Linked DNA regions of Mus musculus: region 1 is linked to region 2. The links are chromatin loops, found by intact Hi-C in ENCODE. Cell type or tissue: left cerebral cortex. All regions are shown on one strand. Links, peaks and the distances in the headings refer to the core of each region. The heading gives the core; the rest is flanking DNA.

Region 1 (5,373 bases), core at 308-5,307, 290 kb before region 2:
CATGATGGTCCTAGAACTCCTGACTCTGGGTCTGGTTCTTAGCCCCTCTACTCAAACCCCTGCAGACCTAGAAGATCACTGTTTCCCTTTATGCTCAGCTTGGAGAAGCAGGCAGAAGTCAGGACATGGAGGCTAGACATATACTTCTACCCACTCCAGGCCTCTGAGTGACAGGCAGAGTGGCCACTGTGGCTTGGCTTGAATAGGAAGTATCCCACACAGACACATGGACTGGGGCTTGCTCCCATGAGAAGGTACTGGAAATTTCAGGATGTAGGGCCTATTGGGGGATGTACGCCATTGGGGCAGGTCCACGTTATCTCTGGTTCCTTCCTATCCACCACGAAATCAACAGTGTCCTTATCCACATGGTTCAGCTGCTGTTTGACCTCACCACAGGCCCACCGTCAACAGAGCCAGGGACTGTAGGCTGAACCCTCAGAAACTATAGGCCAAGCCAACAGTTTGGCTGTTTTTCTCAGCTACTTATCAGCAACGATAAAGAATTGAGCACAGCGTCCAAACCTGTGAGCTGTAAGATCTGGTCATCCAGGTGGGTCACAGCCTCATCATGCATGACTTGGCCTCCGAGAACAAACTCCAGGCGTCCTTCATGCAGGAGCTGGCGGACCTGGTCATGGGCAGGCAGAAGAAGACAGTCAGGTCACAGGTCCCAAGCCTGCAGCACTTCCCAAGGACCCTCATGAAACACCTCATCCTGGCTCACTCCACAAAGGCAGGAGGACCCTGTCTTGGTTCATAGCATGTCCCCAGAACTCAGAGGCACATAGCCCACGGCAGCTATCGGAGACCTGGATCTAGGCCATGGTCAGGACATGTAAATGTGATTTTAATTTTCAAATAACTTTTTTAAAAAGCTGAAGGAACAGAACGGAGTGCTTCCTCACACCCCTCCCCAGACTCACTCATCGGCCTCATTTTTGGGTTCTCTTGAGCGAACACTTCCACGTCTATTCCCTGACTCTATTTTGTCTGAAGCACTTCCGGTGAACCGGCTGCAGCCTGCTTCACTCTGAGCACTTTTGTGTGGTTGGTCCAGAGGAATGAGGATGATGGTAAGCCTAGTACTATCATCATGACTAGGAAACAGAATACTAAGACTGCTGTGCAACGCCAGGCTCTCTGTGAACCTCTCGGGCTGCCCCGCCAGTCCCTTTCTGGCACACCATTCAACCTGGGACCCCATGTCCCCGTAAATGGTCATCTTTCATTCAGCTCCTTTAATTCAGGAGCAACTCCTCATCCTGTCTTTTTTGGGGGCTTGACAATTTAGAGGGAGACAGGCCTTGTTATGTGGGGTTCAGTGTGGTCTTGCTGGTGAATGTATGTTAGGTAAGTGAATTTAGGGGTTGGTAGAGAAAAGTCTGGGCATGAGGGTGAGTGGTCTTATGTTACTTTTGGCTTGTGTGCTGAAGGTGGAATCTATAGGTGGCTTACCCCAAGGCACCGATTACATATGGGGAGGTGTCTAGCTATTGGGGATTCCCAGCGGACAAAATCCTGGGCTCCAGGGAACTGCACTAGTAGACTCCTACCTAGGGCTTTACACAAAAGCCACACCCTTCACAGAGGGTTGGAGACAGACCCCATTGGAAGAGGCAGGCTCTAAAGTCAGACAGCCCTGTTTCTGAACCATACCTGTTTATTCATAAACTATAAACCCTTGAGGTAGCTGCCAGGCTATACCTGTAAGTCTATGCAACAATCCCCCAGAGCTGGTACATGCCAATGGCAAGCCCCAAGTGTCTCTTCAGAATCCTTGGCATGAGCTGTCTGAGGGCGGGGAGCAGGCTATCTTGTCTTATAGAAGAGAAAGCCATGCTTACAGATGCCAGTGGCAGGATCAGGCACCAGCCTGCCCACATTCTCTGTACTGTGTGACACTAAGCTGTCACAGAGCCACAGGGGTTCCAAACACGGCCAGCCAGGGGCAGGGGAGAGTCAGTGTGTGCAGATAGGGGAGGGGACAAAGTTCACCTGGGTGTTGATTAAGCACCAATTCCTGTTGCCTTTTGGGAGAAATGCTAGCCTAGCTTAGGGGTATGTCCGGTCCCCTACCAAGAACAGACAGAAAGATGACGTCACCCTGTCTATGGGCAGTGGCCCTGACCACAAGCCTAGTTTTTGTTGTTGTTGTTGTTTTGTCTTTACAGCTAGCATGTTCCTGAGCACATCTGGAACTCCCTATCTAGTCTCCTCCTGGAACTTTCCTCTCACACTTCGGATACCTTAGGGACCCATGTCCTGACACTCCTGTCCCCACCTTACCTGCTGTTTCTGCTGCTCAGAGGCCACACCGTCCCACCACAGCCGGAAGAACTCCTGCTCCACGGCGATGAAGCGCCGCTGCCCTCCGCGGACCAGTTCCGCCACCACGGTAGTGTAGACATTGGCTGCATAGGCTCTCATGCTTTCCTGGGGAGGCAGAAGCCATCACAACAGCCCCAAGGGTGGTGATGAGTCCAAAGGACCAAAGAGAAGTACAAGAGACCAAGTACCCTGGTGCCTAACACCTCCAGTGTACTCAGACCTAGGGGTATGTGGCAGGAATCACCACTTTCTCTTTATAGACAAGGAACCTGAGCCAGTGGACAGAAAGCCTCTCCCTGCCCGCTCTGTCCAAGGTCTTGAACAGAAAGAACCTCGAGGTTACAGGCCCCATACCAAGCTTATCTGGCTGGGTAGGAGTGTGAAGAGGAAGCTGAACTGGCTAGCCCTCATGTCAGCACCACAGAGGGCCAGCCCAGTTGCCTGTAGTCAGCTGACATCCACCTGCTTGGAAACCTACCCCACCCAAGGTACTCCAGGCTTATTCCTGAGACTGGCTACCTGTCAATCCACACTTTGGGGACACACTCCTCTGCCTTAACTTTTGCAGGGACCGTCTAATAAGATAGATGCCATCAGGACTCCGAGGCAGGAAGTGGCCAGCCCGAGGCTGAGGCTCAGACTGCAGGGGATCAGGCTGGGGGGTGGGGTGGGGTGCTGCAGCCCAGGTCGCCTCTCTTCCCGGCTGGGTCGGGTGCACTCCGCAGGAGGCAGTTACTGTGCAAGGAGCTCAGGAACGCTCCAACTTACCTGGACCGTGAAGACCCAGCCCACGTCCATGTGACTGTGGGGCACCACGAAGGCCCGGATCGGGCCGGCGGGCTGAGCTGCCCGCGGCCACAACAGCAACAGCTGGCCGAGTAGCGGCAGCCAGCGCAGCGGCCCCATTGCTGGGCAGTGGGACGCTGCCAGGGCAGCGGGTCCTGGGTAGAGCGGTCCACTTCCGGGTCCGGGACCCGCGGCGCCGCCTGTCGGCAGGAATGCGCGAGCGCTGCCAGCCACGGGCAGGGCACGAGCTTTGTGTGGTACGGCGCCCCTTGTCGGCTAGAGTGTGTATTGCAGCTTTCGTCCCTATATGGTGGTCTTGCAGCTCAAGGCCACTACCTCCAGACTTGGAGACCGCTGTTGTCTACACAGAGGGAAACCTTCCAGGATAACACGCTCTCCGACGCAGACCTCTAGCCTCAGGGTGGCTTGACTTGAAATTTTTTAGTTCATTTTAAGGAAGCGAAACTGGCTTTTTACAGACACAGCGACGAAAGGGTCAGGGTTGGTAGGTTCAGAATCAAATCTGGGGTCTTGGATGGTGAGCTGGGGCAGATGTTTAATCTCTTTGATCCCCATAAAATGGGATGTGATAATAGAGGAGGCATGAGTTGCTAGGGACATGGGATCTAAATGAATGAAGTCCCCATCTCTCAGCCAATTAAAACTGGTGACTTTACAATTGGTAAGAGAGCAGTTCCCTGAATCACCTCTGTAGCTCCTCCGTGGCCAGCAGGTGGTCTATAGTTTGGGGTTTTCTGGGCTGTGGTGGGGCCAGAGGTGTGACTCTGACTAGCCTGTTTTGTCACTTGCCCTTCAGCAAATGCGACCAAAACCCAAGCTGTTCTTTGAGCAAGCTCAGATCCCTCTCTATCCTGTCCACGGACCTGAGACCTCTAGATTCCACAAGAGGTCAGACCTTTCCATGAAGAAGTGGGCAGCCATTTACCAACTTGTGCGGCCACCGCTTTAGGACTCAGGTGGACTACATTTCCCAGCCTCCTTTGCATGACAAATGTTAGCCAATGGGATGTGGACCACCACAAGGGTTCTATGGATGGGACCTGGGTCCACTAGAAGAGCAACCAGCGCTGTCAACTGCTATGCCATCTCTCCAGCCCAATCATAGCTTCTTAAATTATGTGTGTTGTGACCACATATGTGGGGCTGCAAAAATTTTGGCAACGGTAAAGTTTTCGAATGTCTAGTAACACACTCAAACCTAAAGAATCGGAGGTATTTCTGGCGGTGCTCACTCATGGTACTTCAGATGATGTCACTGCCACCTTGGATCTGAACACATGGCACTAGCGCTTTGCACTGTGAAGGCTGACACTCTATGCAGCAAACACCACCCAGAACATTTTGGTTCAGATATGCTGTGAATTGCGTTGTTTTTCAGCAAATAGACAACATCTATGCTGTTACAGAAACAATGGTTTACTCTCAAAAACAAATATTTAATATTTTCCTTCCATAATTTCTCAACATATGAGCATCACATTAGTGTATGTTTGGATTGTCGTAAGCTAGAATGTTGTACCGTGTTTTATTTTTTGTGTGGTGTATGTACATGCTGTGTGCATGTGTGTGGAAGTCAGAGGTTGATGCTGAGTATCTTCCTATATCACGCTGTACCTTGTGTTTTGAAATACCATGTCTCACTGGACCTGGAGTTCTCTGATTGGCTAAGTTGACCAGACAGTCGCTCCAGGGGCCTCCTGTCTCTGCCTCCTGTGTTGGGGCTACAGATTCTCAACACGGTACCCAGCTTTTACATGGTTGCTGGGATCTGAGCTCAGTTCCTCGTTACTCATCTCTGGGAGCACCAACATGCTTCACTGCTTCCCCAGAGCACTGACGTCTGCTCTGGAGGTGAGAATATCCCCGAACTGAAGCAGGTGGTGAATTCTGACTTCAGGGATAGCTCAACAAATATGGAGGCCTAGGTACCCGAGGAATTAACTGCTGGACCTGAGATTGTCTCTTTTCTCTGCTACTCATGTGACATCAGGGGATAAATCTTGAAGGGACTCAAGACCTGGTCTTGAGCATGGTGGTGAGCATGACTCTGGTAGTCCTTGTCGTTCTCCCCATTCCCTCTGTCTTGCTAGAAACCATTAGATTACACTCCTAAAGCTAGCCCTCAAGGTCTATTCCCTTATTTGGCCACTTCCTCCTCCAGAGGCTGACTACCAAGGTCTAGCTATCTAAGTATTGAAGTCCAGCAATCAAAAGCCCCCTTTGGCTCACCTAATT
Region 2 (5,373 bases), core at 57-5,056:
ACGTGGTAGAAAAAGAACTGATTCTTGCCAGTTGTGCTTATGACCTCCACACACACAAACACACACACACACACACACACACACACACACACACACACACACACACACAATGAGTTAAAATAGAATGGAATTTGAGGAAGTGATGAAGTTACAGACTCAGCCAGCCTTTCACGCTTCAGATCTACCCTTCTCCCTGTAGAGCCAAGGCTCCTCCCCCCTCATGCCCAGTGTCTTCAGGAAACACTTTCAGGAGTTCTTGGAGCACCCAAGACACAGGTACTACAGGTTCAGGAAATACATTGTGGTACTGGGATGAACTTTTCTGGAAACTTCCTCCCGCTAACCCTTCTCCCACCTTGAAGTCTATAGTATTTGCATGTCCCTCTAGGAGTTCCAGAGACACCAGGGAGCCCATGCTGGTTTAGTGCTGTCCCATGTTCCCTGTCTCACTCCCATAGCCCTATTAGCTGGGATGAATCGATTCCATGTCCTGCAGAAGGAACAGAGACTCAGGAAAGTAGCAACTTGCTTGAAGATGCCCAGATGGTCCCCAACATAACCGGGATCTGGGACTGTGCAACTCTGGCTCAGAATGGGAGCCCCATGCAGACGGGCTTGGGTGTCCTAAAGCATACATGACACTGTGGTTTGTAGGTCTCAAGAATATGGAAGGCACGGGCATGAGCAACCATCTCCAGAATGAACTTGGCACTCAGGGATCAGGATGGTATCAGTCTCAGGGTGTGGGTGGGGCAGACACACAGGGAACAGGATCCCCAGGGGATGTAGCCATTTCTGCCATAATGAATGACCAGTCTTTCTTTCTGGACCACAGCAGGAAAACGTCTAGGCTTTATCTGTGCTTAATTTCTTCTTGTCTTTTAATGTCATCCACTTGCCCAGTTAATGGAGATTTCACAGTGAAATGCACAGTGGGACATGGTGGTATATATCTGTAGTCCCAGCACTTGGAGGCTACAGCAGGAGGATTGCCATGACTTGGAGGCCAGCTAGGGCAACATAGTGAGTGCTAGGCTAGTCTGGGCCATAGTTTGAGACCTTGTTTCATAATTTAAAAAGAAAAGGGAAAGAGGTAGATTTTCCCACTTTCCAGATGACCTTGAACTCCTGATACACCTCCTGAGGGCCAAGATTTCAGGCCTCTGACAACACACCTAGTTTGGGTTCCTGACATCTGGAAAGCAGGTCACATCCGTGTCTTCACATTCCCCGTGTCAATGTGTGGCTGTAGCCAAGTAGCTGTGCCTCCCGGGACTAGGGTATGTGCCTACGCTGTGCCCTGCCTGCTGCTTCTTGCTGTAGGGTCAGCTGATCAGTGACTTCCTTGATGACTTGCCTAGTTTATGAGGTATTAGGTTTCGGTCTTTGCTGTAGGTGACAGAAAGCCCCATTAGACCCCCAAGCAAGTAGAACAGCTGTCAGCAGCTGGATGCTGCTGAAGGAGAAAGCACTGACCTTGTCAGAGCTGGCTTTGGGACCCTGAGGCATCCAGTTTGGGCAAGTTCATCCCAGAAGAGGGTGGCTCTTCTTGCAGGCTGCCCTTTGATTGTCCTTTACTGGGGGAGTTAGAACCATCACCCCCCCCCCCCATGACCCCTTACTTCCCACTGCAGGATGCGGCTGCAGATGGACTTCAGAACGCCTCAAGTGGTTGTGACGTGAGCATGCGTGCAACAGGACCCTCCTACCCTCAAGCTCTCTGGCTGCGGAGGCAGTCTGGTCGGCAGCCTGACTCGTTACCTCTGCAAGTGACTTGCTCACTTCCTGGTCTTTCTACTTCCAGACTCGGGAGCAGCTTCAGGCCGACCTGCTGAGGTGCCAGGCCAAAATCGAGGACTTAGAGAAGCTGCTGGTTGAGAAGGGACAGGTAAGCAGGAAGGCCATGCACTCTGTGATCCTCATGGCTCTGTCCCCATGGTGTCCCCGGGGTCCTCATGGCTCTGTCCCCACAGTGTCCCTGGGATCGATGTTGTCTTTGGTGTGCCAAGGGTAAGGGGCGGTTCTGTGGAGGAATCCCTGTGACCCCAGGTGAACCTGTGTTGCCACAGTCAGAGCGTGGTGCCCTGAAAGCTTGCCTGGCTTCTCCTCGGTTGCCCACATCAGAAAAGCAGAAGGTAACTCTCAGAGCAGAGACGCAGCCAGAAGCTCTTTTGACTGGGGCTGGAGCCTGAAGAAAAGCTGCTGTTTTCTGTCAAGATTTTAATTGCCTGTGCGTAATTGAAGTGCTGTGGGCCACTTGGCAGGGCCCATAGCAAAGGGCTGAGGCTGTGACTTCGCCATGGGAGTCTGGATTGGTTATCTGCATGGACTCCCCTCTCTGATTTGCTTAGTCCAGGCCCAGTGGGCATCAGGCAGAGAGAGGCAGCCCTCAGGCCTTTCTTGTTGGTGCCTCTTGTAAGCAGAGGGCTTTCTATTTTACACGGTTCCCTAGGGACCCAGTACCAGAGGTGCCATCTTAGAACTTATTTCCTGGCAACAGTCAGCGGGTTGAGGAGACTTTCACTGCCTCAGAATAGCTTACTGGCACAAACTAGTCACATGGCCCCATATGGGTCTATAAAAGGCTGGTGCACAGGCACAGGCATGGGTTTCTGTAGGTCCTTGCTCCTGCTCTCAGTGAGAGACTGAGGCATATGGAAAGGTCTCTGGCCTCTCTCTCTCTCTCCTCCCCTCTCTCTCTCTCTCTCTCTCTCTCTTTCTCTCTCTCTCTCTGTGTGTGTGTGTGTGTGTGTGTGTGTGTGTGTGTGTGTGTGTGTTTGTATGGTGTAACAAGCTGCCTCTAAACGTAGTTGCTTAAATAGTAGGGTTTGATTTGTTCGGAGATCTGTGAATTGGTGCCAGGCTGGGCTCTGTAAATGGTTGTTCTGTTGGTCTTGCCTGGATTGCCCTGAAGCTTCAGTAGTCAGGCAGGTCAAATGGGGCTAGGCAGAAGTCAGGTAGGTCAAGTGGGACTAGGAGGCCTTAAATGAGATCACTTGCCACTTGTGGTCTGGTTATCCCTCCTCCCATAGGTGTTCTGGCTTTTTTATCTGGTCGTCTGGGGTGAGGAACCCCCTTCTGTCAAGCATCACGAATACTGACCAGGCCTCTGCTCGCATCACATTCATTAGTACTTGAGTAGGCAAAACACATCACAGCCAAGCCCAGCTTCAAGGCTGGAGTAACAGACCCCATCCCTTTGGACGATGAGCTGACTTGCAAAGCATCTTGTACACACAGATGTGGAGCAAAGGTCGCAGCCACCCTTGTGACCAGTCCACCAGACAGGAAGGTGGATGGACACAGCGCTATCTTCTCAGGGACTTGCAGCCACACAAACATACATGCAAAGAGCATGTATGCAAATGGGTCAGCAGAGACACAGGGTATTAGGTAGAAGGCCCCAGGAGGTGACCTTCAAATGTCTTCTGGGCATTGCACACCTGTTGGTCAGATCCTAGGTCCGCCTTGGCTAACGAGCATTGCTGAATTCCAACACTGGGTGAGACTGGCTCGGCTCCTGTGGAGTGGGAATGGGGGGCAAGGTGGAGGGGATAGACTGTTCTAAATCTAGGATGGGCAGGATCAGGAGGTGGAAGAGGAGGAGGAGGAGGGAGGAGGAGAAGAAGGGAGAAGAAGAGGAGGAGGTGGAGAAGGCTCCCTTACCTCCTGTATCTTCCCCCTCCAGTCTGATGCTGATGAGGGAGAGCCAGTGTTCGTGGCTCTGGCCTGACACTGAGGATGCTACGGTGTCAGCACAGAGGCTGTGCTAATAGACTCCATGTGAGTGGAGTTGAGCAAAGCACCAGTGGGGAGGTGGAAAGCCCTTTTGGTTATTCACTCAGCCATCACGGAGCAGTGTCCTGTAATGGCCCAGGGGACCTCGAGCCTATGGGGAGAGAGCTAGGAAAGAATGACATCTCACACGTGGGGCTAGGGGGCCTTAAATAAGCTCACTCACCTCTTGTGGTCCGGTCACCCCTCCTGCTGCTCTGTGCTCTCAGGACAATTGGAAGAACCCTGTTCTTTCCTGGCTGTGAAGGTTTAGAGGATGATGAAGTCACACAGCCACTGTCCATATCTGGGAGTTGGTGGCTCAGTCAACACGGGAACCAGTGAATAAATACCCTGTATTTCCTGCAGGACGCTGCGTGGGTAGAGGAGAAGCAGGTACTCATGAGGACAAACCAGGACCTGCTGGAGAAGGTATGCTCAGGCCAGAGCCTCAGCTTCATGAACCGAACCACAGAGGCCACCAACCTGCCCCAAGCCCTCAGTACACCACAAAGACCAGGGCTCCATGACATAGTAGTTCTCACAGGAGAAGGGTCTTTCCCACTGGACTCAGGGTCTGTCTTCTGGGACATAACCCTTAGGTCTTAGAACCTTTAGTGTGCCTCTACAAAACAGGAAAGGGTGCTATCTCCCTTTGCTGTTGATTTGGGAGCCTTCCTATTCCTCATGGGGACACCTGAGGCAGACAGAGTCCAAGGCAGGTCCTCAGGTTCCCTCAGCTGGCTCAGTTCTTGTATTGGAGCCTATATACCTTGCGAAGTTTGAAGGGAGTTGGTCTGAATGTGCGTTGGCATGGAGATTAGTTTTTCCTTGCTTGGATGGGTCCATTCAGTTATTGTTAAAGTAGATGCCAAGCTGTGCTACCATGATCCCAGTGCCCATTTAGAGCAGTTTGAGCCTCCCTCCCCCATGCCTGTTTGCAGTCCTTCCTTCTCCCTGCTTTCTGAGTCCCAGTATATTTGAGCTGTGTGATCAGTAGACTCACGCCCTATGCACACTTCATGCCAGCAGAAGAGAATCTAGGGTGGTCCCTGGGTCTTCAGCATCCTGAAAGCCCAGGCCTGAACCGCCAAGGCCCATTTCTCAGGAAGGTGGCCTGGATCTGGCCCAGCTCTGCTGTGTCACCTTCCCTGACCTTATCTTCCTTAAGGCATTGAGGGGTGGCTAGTCTTGGCTGCCTGGTGGGCCCTGTGTGTCAGGAAGGCTTTAATGGCTGTTACCTCAGTCCCACAGGCCACACAAGAAACTCAGTGTTTCCTGGTGTCTCCTGGGGTTGATAGCCCTTCTTTGGTCTTCTGACAGAAGGAGAGAGAATAGCTGCCACCTGGAGCGCTCACCTGCACATACTGGTGGCCTCTCTCTGCTGTAGGTTGTAGGCACCACTGTTATCCTCTTTGGGTGGAAACCGAGGGTCAGAGCAGGTTCTGAGCTGCATTCCTAAGCTCTTCCCAGGCTGCTCTGTGTAATCAGGGCAATTAATGTTCTCTTAAGAGCCTTTTGGGGCGTTGGAGACCTGCCTGAGCCCTCACAGTGCCTGCTGTAGTGGCCTCCACAGCTTAATCCTGGGCCTGGCTTAGA

The links. A loop is a pair of places that touch in the nucleus more often than their neighbours do. Peaks named below come from ENCODE experiments on the same cell type or tissue, not always from the same donor. Only the 100,000 strongest peaks of a DNase experiment are listed, where the experiment ranks them.
Region 1: a loop joins it to region 2, with 3 times the contacts of the local background. A loop is called at or near these places in 3 of 42 quality-filtered maps.

What each region holds. Positions count from the first base shown.
Region 1 is chr5:36,827,339-36,832,711 of GRCm38, forward strand. It overlaps Man2b2 (mannosidase 2, alpha B2), which reads right to left and starts at 3,311. Exons shown (of 19, transcript NM_008550.2): 1 at 3,100-3,311; 2 at 2,290-2,436; 3 at 526-631. The coding sequence starts at 3,237. In left cerebral cortex, for the core only: a CTCF peak has its summit at 3,358; DNase peaks (open chromatin) are centred at 3,355 and 4,153; H3K4me3 peaks cover 1,342 bases; H3K27ac peaks cover 305 bases.
Region 2 is chr5:37,119,137-37,124,509 of GRCm38, forward strand. Jakmip1 (janus kinase and microtubule interacting protein 1) reads left to right here. Exons shown (of 21, transcript NM_001347348.1): 10 at 1,805-1,888; 11 at 4,144-4,206. Among named protein-coding and RNA genes, the nearest start is that of Gm1043, 31 kb to the right of the region's middle. In left cerebral cortex, for the core only: no CTCF peak of the experiment used is centred there; a DNase peak (open chromatin) is centred at 2,512.